Linked DNA regions of Mus musculus: all the other regions are linked to region 1. A link is a loop called in an ENCODE intact Hi-C map of the cell type or tissue named here. Cell type or tissue: left cerebral cortex. All regions are shown on one strand.

The links. Peaks named below come from ENCODE experiments on the same cell type or tissue, not always from the same donor. Only the 100,000 strongest peaks of a DNase experiment are listed, where the experiment ranks them.
Region 2: a loop joins it to region 1, with 4 times the contacts of the local background. A loop is called at or near these places in 4 of 42 quality-filtered maps.
Region 3: a loop joins it to region 1, with 6 times the contacts of the local background. A loop is called at or near these places in 4 of 42 quality-filtered maps.

The regions. Positions count from the first base shown.
Region 1 is chr10:99,397,991-99,402,990 of GRCm38, forward strand. No RefSeq gene overlaps it. Among named protein-coding and RNA genes, the nearest start is that of Gm34983, 59 kb to the right of the region's middle. In left cerebral cortex, no CTCF peak of the experiment used is centred here; a DNase peak (open chromatin) is centred at 2,280; H3K27ac peaks cover 1,659 bases.
Region 2 is chr10:99,472,448-99,477,447 of GRCm38, forward strand. All of the region lies in intron 1 of Gm34983 (a long non-coding RNA gene), which reads left to right. Among named protein-coding and RNA genes, the nearest start is that of Gm35035, 14 kb to the left of the region's middle. In left cerebral cortex, a CTCF peak has its summit at 2,112 (motif pointing left); DNase peaks (open chromatin) are centred at 2,316, 2,570, 4,020 and 4,517; H3K27ac peaks cover 1,861 bases.
Region 3 is chr10:99,306,733-99,311,732 of GRCm38, forward strand. No RefSeq gene overlaps it. Among named protein-coding and RNA genes, the nearest start is that of Gm34921, 38 kb to the left of the region's middle. In left cerebral cortex, no CTCF peak of the experiment used is centred here; DNase peaks (open chromatin) are centred at 2,273, 3,097, 3,654, 4,471 and 1 more place; H3K27ac peaks cover 2,804 bases.

The DNA of each region.
Region 1 (5,000 bases):
GCTTGGCTGCCCAAGCAGTGTTAGGTATGGGCTCCTTCTCATGGAGTGGGCCATAAACCAAAACAGACATTGGTTGGTTACTCCCACAAGATCTGTGCATCTGCCATGTGCCATCATAGTTTGCAGGGAGCACAGACTGTAAGTCAAAGTTCTGTGACTGCTTTGTTCATTAAAAGAAAAATGGACTAGCTCAATGGGGCATTCTTTATGAAACATATTAATTATGACTTTTCATTGCAAGTGACAGAAATGCAACTTGCAGCTGTGTAGGTGAAAGAAAAGAGTAGTAGAGAATGTAACTGGCTCTGCAGAGTTCTAAAAGCAACTTTTCATCGTCAGATATAATTGTTGTCCCTGTCTGAGTCTTACTGTTGTAATAAGCCCATTCTTTCTAGTTCTTTCTGAACCCTGGCTGGCTGGTTTAAGTCAGCCATCTTGGCTTAAAACTCTTCTCCAAGCTGATTGATTTAAGCTGGCTTCTGACTAAATTGCTCTGCTTGGCCTCAAACTAACTCTGGCAATCTGATCTAATCTTCTGGCTCCTTTTTATTCTCTGGCTCACTCTGTCTTCACCTACAACCTGTCTCTGTAAAATTGTCCCAGTAGAAACTTCTCACCCCCCGCCCCCCAACTTACCTCGCTCCATCCCTTTCTCTCTCAGCTGCTCTGGTAAGTAGCATGTCTTTCCTGTCTCTTCTCATGAGAGTTGGGACTATCCTGTCTTTGACTAATTTTGTCAAATCTTTCTCTGATTTGTCACTTTGTCTGCCCCCTCAATTAGATATCACTTTCAAAAATAGCTGCCTTATTCCACAAACTAAGTTTGCCTTGATTGTTTGTGATTAAAGGTGTTTACTAAGGATGTGTCTGTATTCCAGCCAGAGGGATTAAAGATGTGTCATTCCAGCCGGATCACACAGACACAGAAAGCGTTTGGATGTGATCCCTGATCCCGTCCCAGAGCAGCCGTGCTGTTGGATTAAAATTCTTCTACATAGGGCCACTGGACACAGGGACCCAAGTGATGTCAGGCCTCTTTCTTGTCTAGCCTCATTCTTCGTAACATGTTTGCAGCTAGGACTTTTTCACCAGGTCACCTCTTCTTGCATGCTTTCAGATTAGCATCTTAAGCCTTTGTATCAGAGAGGGGTGGCCCTTTTTCCTGAAGTGCCATCTTTAGTTTGCCCAGAGGGTCCAGCCTCTGATATATGGATCGGTTACTATAATTGATGGCTCCCTGATGTATGTGCTGGTGTAAGGTATAAGCATTTCCCAAAGAAAAGAGAAAAGCAGATGGAACTGTACCTAGGAGGAAAAGACGACCAGAAAGATGAATTAGGCTTATTCATTACAGGACCTAAAATCAAGTATGATGAGTATTGGTCAGGGTTCTTCAGTGAGATACAACCCATAGGAATCATATAGATATAGGTGGATTCATTGACACCGGTGATAATTTATTATAGGTCTTAGTTCATATGATTATAGAAGCAAGAAGTTCTATTATCCACCATCTGTAAGCTGGAGAACCACAGAAGCTATCAATTCCAGAGGCCCAACAACTACAATGCCAGTGATGTGAGTCTCAGTCTCATTTGAAAGGCTTGGGCTTGGGAAGAGAGAAGGCCAGTGGTGGTAGTGCCTGTCCAAGCTTGAGCCTAAGAATCTGGAGGGCAGATCCCTCTGCAGGGAGAAGATGGGTCTCAGCTCAAGTAGAGAGTGAACTCACCATTCCTGTATCTTTTTGTTCCATTAAGGCCTTCAGTAGACTGAATGATGCTGGCCTGCCCTGTTGAGGATGTATTTTGCTTAGCCTTTGCTGATTCAAAGGATAGACTCATCTGAAAATATCCTAACATATTCCCAGAGATATTTTACCAGTGATGTGGGCATCCTTAGCTCGGTTTAGATGGCTCATAAAAGCAATCACGACAATGATATAAAAGGAAACATTTTTTAATAGATATTAAATTAGGAAAAAAAATCCGTAAAGCAGATAACTAGACATCGACGATCCTAAAGTTGGTGGTATGAACTGATGATTTATCTCTGTTAAACTTCTAGCCTTGATGGTGGGAAGAAATCTACACCACTGAATGTTCATTTCACAATGAGGTACAAAACACAAAAGGAAAAAAAAAATCTTGTTTCTCTCACATTCATACCTCACTTTCAAGGCTCAAAATAAAAATGATTTGGCTGGCTTCATATGGAAGAAAGTGTAGTTCTGATGACTCAGTGCAGGCTTTGGATTAAACTCAGCTGCTTCCGGACTCTAGAAAAGGAGCTCCATCTAAGCTTTGCAGTTCTGTGTTCTCTGAAGATGGGATGCCAAGCGCTCAAGTTTCCTACAGAAACTGTGTGAATTCCATCAGTTAAAAGTGTGCCCAAAACTATGGCTCTCGGTAGGCGTCTTGCTGCTCACTTTCCCTTAAATGTATGCCGTTTGCTATCTCTGTAATTTTTAGGTGTTAGTCGTGTTTTTCCTAAAAATATTTCCCTATTACCTTCTGTGAGGTGTAACGGCAATAAGGTTTTCAATGGGGATGGAAGGCCAAAGGCAGAGGGAACGTATATGATGTATTAAACTGGTTATCGAAGAGATCCAGGTCCAGGGCCACTGGGAAAGATTTCCAAGTTAGAGTGGAACAGTGAAATCAGAGAACGCTAGAGTTCAAATGTACCAGCAAAGCCATGGCCCCAGGAAAAGCGAGGGGGTACAGGTGTGTTCTCCTTCCTGGATGGCAGCCCGAGTTTCACTTGCACCAAGCTCTCAGCTTGATGGGTAGTTGAGAAATGAATGAATGACTTGGAAGGACAAGTTAACCCTATCCTTGTCTTACACCAGACATTGTCTTGTTGAGCTCAGGACAAAGTAAATAGAGGACAAGCTAAGAAGTATTCTTGGATTGTCACCAATAGCCTCAAAGGGAAAAACGCCTGAGAAATGTGTGTCTGAGATTGATTGTCTCTTCTGTAGGCTCTTGTGTAGTTGCTTTGTTCAACACTTCATTTTAAATAATTTAATAATACATATTATATAATAATCAACATGGTTTCTATAGCAAAACTATTGATATAAAGCAAGTTGAGAAAAGTTACATGTCCAGTAGAAGAATGGACTTGACCAATTTCTTATCAACCAGTTTAAGCATAAATGCAGCAATGTACTTTGGAGAATTACAGGCCTTGTAGTCTGGCAAGAAATTCTGCTTATGTTCGTTCTTCTTACTGAATTGAGTATGCCAGTGCTTGCTCTCCCTCTGTCCCCCCACCCCTTCTCTCTCTCTGTGTCTGTCTGTGTGTGCATGAGTGTGCGTGTGTATGTGTATTGTGCTGTGTTTAATGTCAGGATTATACTAGCTTTGTAAATTAAGCCAGGAGGATTAGGTCTTTCTGTACATCCTGGAATCCTGGAATTGTTTATATAATGTAGCAAGTATCTATTTCTCAAAAGAATGTAACCACATTGTTATAGGATTCATTGTGAAGATTTGGCTTGGTTTGTGAATGAGTATTTTTTTAAAAAACATCCAATTTATTTCAGGTCTATTAATCTATCCAGTCTGTTGAACTTTTTACATTAACATTTGATTAAATTTCATATTTTGATGAGAATTTAGGAATTAAGACACTGGCACACAGAGTCACTTTTGGAGTATGCTCCCCTTTACAGCAATGAACATTACTTCCTTTCTCCTATTCATGCACCATTTGTAGATATTGAAATGTTTTCTGGCTGAGCCATGGTGAAGCACACCTTTAGTTCCAGCACTCAGAAGGCAGAGGCAGGTGGGTCGCTGAGTTCGAGGCCAGCCTGAGCTACAGAGTCAGTTCCAGGTCAGTCAGGGATACACAGAGAAACTCTGCCTCAATAAACAAACAAACAAACAAACAAACACATTCAACAACAAAAAAAACCAAAACAAAACCAAACAAATGAAAGCGGGGGGGGGGGGGGGGGAGATGGCTGGTTACTCATCTGTGGCTAGAGAGAAGTAGACTTTTTAATTTATTTTGCAATCAGACAACATTTGAGGCTTGCCCTCCCTTATTTATCTATTTATTTTTACAGACAATTCTGGTGCAGGAGAGCTTCTCTTCTCAGATGAAATCTGGGGCACAACTGACTGTGTAGTTAAAGGATGGACTGACCTCCTTACCGACCGGTCTGGGTCAGGCAGACACTCACCTGGGGCAGCTTCACGCATGGAAATGTACTGATCTTAACCCCATTTCCTGTTTCCCTTAATGAGCATCTGTCTGGATGGTTTTGTAAAGTTTTTTGTTAAGTAGGGAACTAAGAATTGTTATCGGAGAACTTTATTTCCTAGCAAAGGGTTTAGGCGACAGTGGAGAAAACTTTGAGCGTATTTGCTTCCTGAGGATATTTTTGAAGTTGTTCCACACACTGTGAGCATCCAGGAAAAGGCTATACATCCTTTCCCCCAAATTCTTTGTCTCCAAGGTTCCTTTGAAAGGCATTTCATGACATTATTCTTCTGTGAACTTTATTTTGGGAATGCTTCTGAAATACATCAGAGTACTTGGAAATCTATGCCAAGGACAAATGGCTAGGATGGTCCTAGAGTGTTCAGTTCTCTCGAAGTTTTCTTAGAATTGGTCTCCAAATGGATACAGGAAAAAGAATTGGTAGATTTTTTTTTTCTTTTAAGCTATCTCAAAATGTCAACTAGTAGCAAGGCCATAGTTTATGGGTCCCGAAGTAAGAGTGAAGGGCCTGGGGAAAGAGGAGAGAAACCACCAGACTTCTGACTTTTGTTTCTTTTCATATTTTGTATTGGTTGAAATATTCTGCACAGATGAAGCACAGAAGGGCCTGTTCAACTCCACTGTTGGATGTCACAGAACTATCTAAGAGGTCCCTGGGTAAGTCTGCTAATTTTGTTCATAGAGATAGAACCTTAATCTTTCATTACTGTCTATGTCATCTTAGGTATTTTGAAGAGAAGATAGAGTGGGCTAAACACTTAAAGTAC
Region 2 (5,000 bases), 74 kb after region 1:
TGTAGCCCCGACTTTTCCAAGATCCTTTCTCAAAGAGAAAAAAAAAAGTATTTGCAGGACTTAACCACCTCTCTCCTTCCCTCCTCCCGCCTTGTATATATGTGCATAATTGGCATGATTGTTCATATGCATCTGCACATGTGCATTTGGCAATGTGTGCAAGTCAAGGGCAAAGGGCAACTGTCTTCCTCCGTCATTCTCTCCTTTTTTGAGACAGTCTTTCACAGAATCAGGAACTCACTGATTGTCTAGACTGGCTGGCTGCCAGGTTACTTTCAGAATTCTACCTGTGGATTTAAGAAAGAAATAAATGCACATTTTTATTTGTTTATATCTGAAAAATGTAAGTAGTCTATTGACCTTTCTATAACAGTATTTCTACGTATTTGATTTTCCTTTTGCTTTGTAATGGAAAGACAATGAAAACAGACAGATTACAGCCACAAGCCAAAGGACCCAAAAGGCTTAAAAGATCAGCGCCCAGAGAAGGGAGGGAGATTCTCTGCTGGGCACACCCAGGACTTCTCAGAACAGGCCGCATTCCTGCAGGTCAGAGATTCTATGAGAAAAGGCTTTTTCTCAGTGACAGTGTAGCTTGCCCTTGACCTTGGGGCATGTTGGGTAAATAGTTGAAGAATGCCTCTGAAAGAAACATAGTAACATCTTGCATCTTTCTCCCTCTGTAATTTTAGGGCTCTTTCAGTTAGGGGACGAGAGAATCCTAGTGTTAGCTGCAATATCAAAGTCTGCAACTACATTCAGAAAATAGAAAGCAATTCAATATGTTAAGAGATCATAATGCCTGCATTGATGGAGCCTAGGCCTTGAATTTCTGAGCTAAACTGTTTCTATTTTGTGGCAGGAAGAGCTCAAGTTTCATCTTTTATTCTGGTGTAAATTCATCATTAATGCGTTTAAGGAGTAGATACAGGCCTGGATTGTAAAAATCTCTCTTTATAACATTAAGCAGTAGATTTAATAAAAAAGGCATCCCAGCCTTTGCGGGCTGTGTAAGTGACTGATAAGAACGGAAGCAGAACTGATAGGGTTTGATCATCACCACAGTGAAGTAAGTCCAAATGGACCAGGAAATGCACACGGGAGCAGGATGTCCAAAACACCAGCCAGGGAGATACTGACTAGGAAATGATACAGACCAGAAGATACAAGAAGATATGGGATACCTCAATTAAAAATTGGAGGAAAATTTGTAACTATAAGCATGAAATGACTAGATTCTCTAGTTTTTGGATATATGATCATACCAAAGGAAACACACACACACACACACACACACACACACACACACACACACACACACACACACAAACAGAGCTCCATCACTTCCAGGATAAAAACATCACAAGTCATGTTTGTACAATGCACTCCATCTGTGTGTACTGGAAAGACTTTAGAATATTGATCAGTAATGTAAGTAAATGCATGACAATCACAGGCAACATCGCTGAGTGTCCTTACAGTTAGACAGAGAAGTCATACTCTACAATCTGCCTGCACCGCGTTTCTGTTCTGAGGAAATGGAAATGAGTAAGAGGAAACGATTGTGCCGGAATGTGTGTATAACTATACCATTACCACTGATGAAGAAGATGGAGAACGTGGCCAGCTCAAATAGCGATGGGAAAGGAGACTTCGGGGCTAGTGTGCTCTACTTCTTGGCTTGGGATGCACCGTTTACTTAGTTACTTAAATTTTTATACGTATTTGTGTGTATGCGTGTGTGTGCAGCTTATATGGTGTAATAAAAACACAAACACAAACGCTGAGACCAACATCCAGATGAGATCACACCTTATCCAATAGGCTGAACTGGGCTTAGCTGTTTGGAAGGCAGTTTGAGTTGGCACCTCGGAGCAAAGCGTGTTCAACATTCAACATCTCTTTTTCATGTGACGTAACTGACTGTGGTCCAGGATTCACTTGTTATTATTGAAAATCCCATTCAGTGGGCTGGGGAAGTGGCTCAGCGGTTAAGAGCACTGGCTGCTTGCGCTTTCAGAGGTCCTGAGTTCAATTCCCAGCAACCACATGGTGGCTCACAACCATCTGTAACGGGATCTGATGCCCTCTTCTGGTGTGTCTGAAGACAGCTACAGTGTACTCATATAAATGACATAAATAAATCTTTTTAAAAAAATCCATTTGATTAAACTAGTGTCATTCCTTCCTGCGTCTACACTTGACCCACTCTATCGAGGGTCAGCTAGCGATGGAGCAGCGAGCCATTACTATTTTAAGCCAGAGCTGCCTGGCAACGTCTGCATTGCTGAGGACTCTAATTTTCATCCCAGTCTGCTTTTGTTAGACTCCTACCTCAAGTGGCACAGGCTGTGTTCCATAGATAGCAGCCGGAGAAATACGTTCAGTTTCTTTTCTTTTTTCTTTCTTTTTTTTTGTTAAAATCATCTCTAAACACATGAGCAGAAAGATATCTGAAAGGTGCTTTCGCCTGACTAATTAGGTTAGAAATCTCAGGGGAACAGTCCTATTTGCTACAGTTTAATGGAAATCCTTTAGCTTCTGGTTGCCCAGTCTTCTAAGAACAGATTTTTCTTTGGCACTTCCTGTTGAACTTGGAGGCGGGAGCGGGGCATAGAATAACCCTGTTTTGCTTCGTGATTTGAGAGACTTAAATTGGGGTTTCAGGCAATGGAAAGGCTGTGACTTCTCAATTCCTTAGTTCATACTGTTTAGTATGGAACTCTGCACTTCAGGAAAAGGAACATTTATTGGTGATTATTGACGGGTGACTTTTTCCTTCCGGAATTATATTATTGCGGCACAGTATTCGCCAAGGTCTGCTTTTAGTGTAGGCAAGTCACATGATGTGCAGCCTGGCTACGTCTTCCTTACGTGAAGCATCTCCCCCCCCCCCATCCCCCGCTTGCTAGCCTGCCCCGACCGCCCCCCCCCCCCGACCCCCACTTGCCAGCCTGTGGATGTGCATGGTTGGAACTGGATTATTCCACTCACGCTCTCGGTTGGTGGGGACTTCTCTGAGAAGCGATTTTATTTTGTCTTCTTCATGGGATTCAAACAGAATGTGGCGGGTTATCCATGTCACCTCAGAATTTGGCAAACTGCACGAAGCAGCAGGACCATGATTTCCATCCATGTTGGCTCCGTAGCAAGACCTTGTCTCAAATGCATACATAAATAAACAAGTGTAAAAAAAATCCAACATATTTTCAAAGATACCTTTTGTGTTTATTAAATGTTTACCACACCTTTGATTCTATCTCTTTAATAAAAGAGATGTTTTAAAAATATACCTTAAGGGAGGGTTGGAGAGATGACTCAGTCGTTAATAGTACTGGATGCTCATCCACAGGTCCTCAGTCCAATTTCCAGCACCTGCATGATGGTTCACAACCATCGATAGCTGTAGTCTCAGGGGACCCAATGCCCTCTTCTGGTATGCCAATATACACACACAATCCATATACATAAATAAGTAACAAACAAATAAATAAATACATCTAAAAAATAAATCGTAAAGAAAAATGTATATTTAAAAACTGTATCTTGGCTCATTGTGATCAGAACGAGTTACTATAAATTATCGGGATGTCTTGAGTTTTTGGACTCATTTTGCAACAGATTGTAATTATCACTGATAATTAAGATTATTATTAAAAATAGGGCATCTCGCTGATTTTGAAATGCAATAGTAATGGGATGATATTTTGTGTGGTGACTAGGAGAGAAAAACATTATGTGTGATGTCAAGTGGAAAACAAACAGAGCAGGGAGAATTCAAGGAGATGAATCCTTGGAGATAATTCCTATCTGAGGCGGACCAGGGAGACAGGGACAGTTATGGAGCGGTGAGAGGGAAGGGCCCCCCACCCCCACCCGGGAATCATGCCGATGCCTTGTACCAGCGGAGAAGCAGGGATTCTGGCCCAATTAACAACTGCTTGACGTCTTTCTCCCATCTCAGCTATAAACACCCAGCTTTCTGGGAATCTTACCAGAAACTAAATTTATAGGGAAAAGACATGCTCTGAACCCAGCAATATAACATACATCACTAATGCTAGGACAATCAGTTGTGGTTCTCCTTTGAGGAGCCCTTATCTATTCTTGGGTTTATCTTACTGAATCTCTTTCAAAGAGAGCATCCATCGGTGCTTTCCTATTGGGTCTGTGAAGAAACATATACTGCTAAGTTTTCTGAAGTTTTCTTTGGGATTCATGGTTCTTTTGTCCCACAAAGGGTCCCCCCACCCATAGGAAACACCTATAGGCAAGTGTGTATTCTGTGTCCTATAATCAAATATGTGGCCCTGACAAACAATAGAGGTTTGAGAAAAGACCCTTTTTATAAAGACCTAGCTGGCATTTAGTACGAAGATAATTCTCATGGTTGTGTTGAGGAATGTGCAGGGGATCCCTAGCTAGAATTTAAGTACCAACGCTGGAAATACCAAAGACTATTAATACTACCAACATTTTTATACTCCTGACTTGGCATGGGTGCGAGGTGGGACTGGAAACATTTGCAGTGACTATACCGTGAAGGTTGGCAGTGACGCTTTCGTCTTTTGAGATTGGTCCAAATAACACATTGGTATTTTTGTTCTCTGGAGCTCTAGTCTCTTCTAGTGAAAAAAAAAAAACTGATTAGCATGTAATAGATACCACAACATTCACCTTTGAAAAATATGCAATTTGGTGTTTTTGGTTTAGGCGTGGAACTGTATGGTCCGTTTGGTTGTTCAATTTACAAACTTATTTCGGGGACTCTTTCCTCTTATTTTTTCTTCTAATATAGTAAAATAATCTTATGTTTTGTTTATTTTAAAAATATGCACCGTTACCCTGAAATTGGCTCTCAGTAAAATTGCCTGAAAACCTGTGTCATGGAAGGTCTTAGAAACAGGTTCTCATTTCATCCGGTTTAGTACCAGAGCAAGTCTTTGTGATTCAGCGTTTACAGAAAGCATGATAGCTTGACTTTGCTTTTCTGCATTTTG
Region 3 (5,000 bases), 91 kb before region 1:
TTTTGTTTGGTGCATACATGTTAAGGATTACAATGTCCTCTTGGTAGATTTTTTTTTCTTTGATGAATATGTAGCATCTTTCTCTGTTTCTTCTGATTAGGTTAGGTTTGCAGTTTATTGTGTCAGAGATTAAAATGGCAATCAATACCAGATTGCTTCTAGGGTCCATTTGCTTTGGATATCTTTTTCTATCCTTTTACCCTGAGGTAATGTCCTTGATGCTAAGGTGTGTTTCTGGGATGCAGCAGAAGGGTGGATTCTGTTTTCTCACCCATTGTTTCTGTGTCTTTATATTAGGGAATTGAGATCATTGGTTATCTTTCAATAAAGAAAACAATAAGCAGTGTTTGTTGATTCCCGTTATTTTGTTGTTGTTGATGGTGGTGTGTGCTTTCTCTCATTTGATTTGCTAATCTGGGATTAAGTTTTAGTACTTTGTTAATTAAAACGGAAATTAAATATAACCTTAGAGTGCCTATGTGGTTCCTGTCTCTGATGAAATATAGTTGACCTAATATGCTTACTATCTATTTTGCCTCCCATTTCACCAATTAATTTGTTTCTCTGATCTTATGTTTATCTGCCTTCATAGTGTTTAATGGCACCAAAAGTATAATTTTTCATTTGCTTGCTAGTTTGTATTCTGTTTCCGTCCATAAAACGTGAGGATCAAGATAGGAAAACTCATTTATTTTATTCATCAGTATCCCAATGCCCAAAACAGGGATTTGATCTACTGACTAAATAAACTCATAAATAAAAGAATGAATCCATACCCATAGCCTATAGTCAATTGATGCTTTCTTGTTAGTCTGCAGTACAACTTAGCTTTCCATGTTAGTCCAGGTTTTTGCAGAATTAGACCTTGTGAGTGCACTTATCAACACTGGCCTATTGCTAACAACATTACTGCAGATGCCTACATGTTTGTGTGTGTGTGCACATGCTAGTGTGGGCACACACATTGATGAGTGATAGACAACCTCAAGTTTTGGTTCTTATCTTCTACCTTGTTTGAGAGAGGGTCTCTTGATTACTACTGTAAATGCCATGACCTTCCAGTGACTCTTCTGTCCCTGCCTCTCATCTTCCCAGAGCAGTGCTGGGGTTAAAGATGCCACTGCATCTAACTTTACATGGGTTGGAGATCTGAATGAAGATTTTCATCTTGCACCATAAATTCTTTGTCTTCTGAACCAACCCCACCCTTCCTAAATACTTTTAATAACACCCTATGCATTTGGTCTCCATTATAACTTAGTGCTCAGCTTAGTCTTTGACAAATAATGAATGTCACCAGTGTTTCCTTTTCTGAATTAGTTTACTCTAAGGGAAGTTTGAAACTTAGCTTTGCTGATAGACTTTATAGAAATGGTCTCGGGACCACTGAATTCCATGTAAAAGCATACATGGCATGGCATGCTCTGTTTATTATTTTTATTTTGTTATTTTTATTAGGTATTTATTTCATTTACATTTCCAATGCTATCCCAAAGTCCCCCACCCGCTCCCCCACCCACTCCCCCACCCACCAACTCCTACTTCTTGGTCCTGGAGTTCCCCTGTACTGAGGCATATAAAGTTTGCACGACCAATGGGCCTCGTTTTCCTCTGATGGCCGACTAGGCCATCTTCTGCTACATATGCAGGTAGACACACGAGCTCTAGGGGGTACTGGGTAGTTCATATTGTTGTTCCACCTATAGGGTTGCAGATCCCTTTAGCTCCTTGGGTACTTTCTCTAGCTCCTCCATTGGGGGCCCTGTGATCCATCCAATAGCTGACTGTGAGCATCCACTTCTGTGTTTGCTAGGCCCCGGCATAGTCTCACAAGAGATAGCTCTATCAGGGCCCTTTCAGCAAAATCTTGCTAGTGTATGCAATGGTTTTAAATGAACAAACAAGAGTGTCAACCCAAGACTGCTTTGTCCTGTCTTAATTCCTGTGCTGGTTTTGAGTGTCTTCATAGCCAGTTTGGAAAAGCCATGGCTGGAGTTGGTGTTTTAGGCTCCTGGAAGTCTCTGCTAGCATCTGAGGAAATGTAAAATATAAAGTTTGTGATATTAAAACTATGTCTCTCCAGCCTCCAACATTCTTTTTTGGCCTTAAGGCAGCAAAGCAGAACTATACACAATTTAATCACAGAGTTCTTGTTTTGTCAAGGCAGATGAGAACATACACAGCTAGCGTTGCCTGTGTGGGTTGGTGAATTACTTAGATTTTTTTCTATGCTTGGAGAGAATGACCACAAGAATGGTTGAGACATCCATGAATAAGTTGTTCCAGGTCCGTGTCTACAGTGAGTACACAATTCCTCTACCTTCCGGTGATTATGGCAGTGAGTCACCTCAACTTTGTGCCTAAACTATTTGGATCTCTTGGAACAGACTCACCTATGTCTAGGAGCTCAGCTCAGGGAATGAGCCATGGGTACATCACTGAGGGATTCTCAGGCAGTTCTCCAGCTGTCTGGGAAAAGTAATTGAACCGAGTTAATCTTTTCATTGATTCTGCCCACCGCGTAGTTGAGGAACATTTCAGGGCCACAGATTTAGATTCAGTTAGGCTCTATGTACCTGGTGCAAAATTTATGCAAACTTTCTATTGAAACAGTGTATACTTTATTGCTAGGAAGCCATCTATAGCAAGACCGACTGACGGAGAACTCATTGCATTTAAGTATAAAATAATTATTAAATACCTACTGGGTGCTAAGTTCTACATGCTAGGCAGCTTTGAGAGATACAAGGGAAAGCAAGAAATGATAGTTATCTTCAAAGAACTTAACATTGATGTTAGTCATAAACTTATACTTTGATATAAGTAGTATGCAAAAAAGTATTTTCTCCCTCCAGAGTTTTGCTATGTACCTACCCTGGGATGGCCTCAAATATATAATCCTTCTGACTCAGCTTTTCAGTGCTAGGATTATAGGCATGTGTTACCATGTCTAATTTAAATACTGTATATTTTAACATAAGACTTTTTTTTTCTACTTCTTCCCACATATAGCGTGTGGGTGGAGAGATATACTGTGCTGTGCCTTAGACAGCAACATCAAGAAACTTAGGCGTTGATGGACTTTTATCTTTTGGACGTCATTACATGGCTTGTATTTACTTGCATGTCTGTGAAGCACTAAAAACAGGGCTGTGAATCACATAATTGAAATGAGTTCGTTTTAGTGAAACTTAAAGAGAAACTAAAGAAAAGGACCCGCGCAACCGGAAACGTGAGCAATCAGGCCGGAAGTTTGTGCCTTTTAAGTGTCCTTCAGTATTTATTTTCTTGGCATCTTTTTCCCCCTCCTCTGATGTTGAAAAACAAGAATACTGTAGGTGCTGAGTGAGATTGCTCTCATCTTTTCTAAAGGCAAGTGGTTTTCAGATTTGCTTTCCTTATTGATTTCATAAGCATGGTATTTTACATTTCTGACTCCCCAAGGTTACTTTTCTCTCTCGGGAAAATCCTTTCCCCCTCGCCCTTCGGCTGCGTTCCTCAGCAGAGAGAACACTGCACCTTATATGTCTCTCCTTCCTCCCACGGCGTGCTTCTTGATGGCAGCCTTCCTCGCTTCAGCGCAGCTCCCAAATTTAATTCATTTGTTAGGCCTATTTTTACCTTGAGACATGAAATCTCAATGTGTTGCTAAACTATCAGAGAGAGTGCTTTTCTTTGTGCCTTCCATCTAAGGCAATGTGTGCTCCTCTAATGGTATCATTTATAGCTATGGGCTGTGAAACCCGAGCACAGGCGGGATGCCTACATCTCTGTCACGATTTCTCCTTCTTTCTCTCTCTGGCTTTTTTCCCCCTCTTCTTTTCCTTTTGGATGGAGCAGTTAGTCATTAGTACCAATTTGTTTGGTCATGAGCAAGGAGTGAACGTCTGAAATTCAGTATGCTTAGTTCCCACAGCCCTCGTGTGAACTCTCTGAGGGAGCCACTTGAGCGAGGTAAGCTGTGACGGACAGACAATTGCAGGTGGATGAGATGCCCTCTGCATCTCTGACATTATCCTTCCTGCCCTAGGAGTCTCGGTGTGTGAACGTGTCACTCAGGACCAGATAGGTACATCTTTGCTACGGCAACAAAAGGCCCCCACATCTCAATGATGTACAGAGTGATGTATCTTCCATAGGGCGTGCTTTCCAGCTTGGCTGCCTCGCTGCTCCCTGCTGTCTAATGGCGTAGCTCTGTCTGGAACACAGTGACTGAAGCAGAAGGAAAAGAGACATTGCTAACCTCTTGCTGGCTTCTGTGTGGAAGGGTCATGTGTAACTTCTGTCCACATTGCATTGGCTCTAGCACGTTATCTGGCCACCTAAGAGTGCAGTATCACATCGTATGCCCACAGAGACAAAGGAGGGGAGGAGACAGAGTACTAGGTAAACGAGCCACTCCAGTGTTGGGTCATTGACTTCATTTGGGGGTACACAGAGAGTAAGCTTTTCCCGGGGCAGAAATGAATCCCGTGACTGAGCACGAGGAGAGCCTTTTCTCTGGGAGCCTGGCGAGCAGACATCAGAAAGTCCCACTGCTTAGAACACAAGGCTGCTGAGGCTCGTTTGCGGAGTCTACATTCCCATTTTGTGGGGTATCTGTATTTACTGTTTTATCCACTCGGCTGAAAGATTTTTCAGGCATTTGGATAGCTTGCCTATGTATACAGGTTCATTTCATCCTTGACTCTTCTCTCACACTCTAATCCCTGGCTGCAATTAATTATTTATTATTCTACACATTTCTTCTCATCCTTAAATGCTCCAAGTCAGGGTTACTGTGTCTGGCCTTGATCAGTTGCCTCTGTGTTCCGGTGGCAACCGTCTTTATGTTCATCCCAAGGAACAATATTTGTTTATCAGTTCCTTACTGCATCGAATTCATCATTGCTCAGACAGGCCGCGGCTCCGGCTTCATTTCTCATCCTTCTGCTTACTTGACCAGGATGTGACAGTTGCACTGAGCCTCCAGCTGTTTGGTGATCAATCCCAGTTGGATC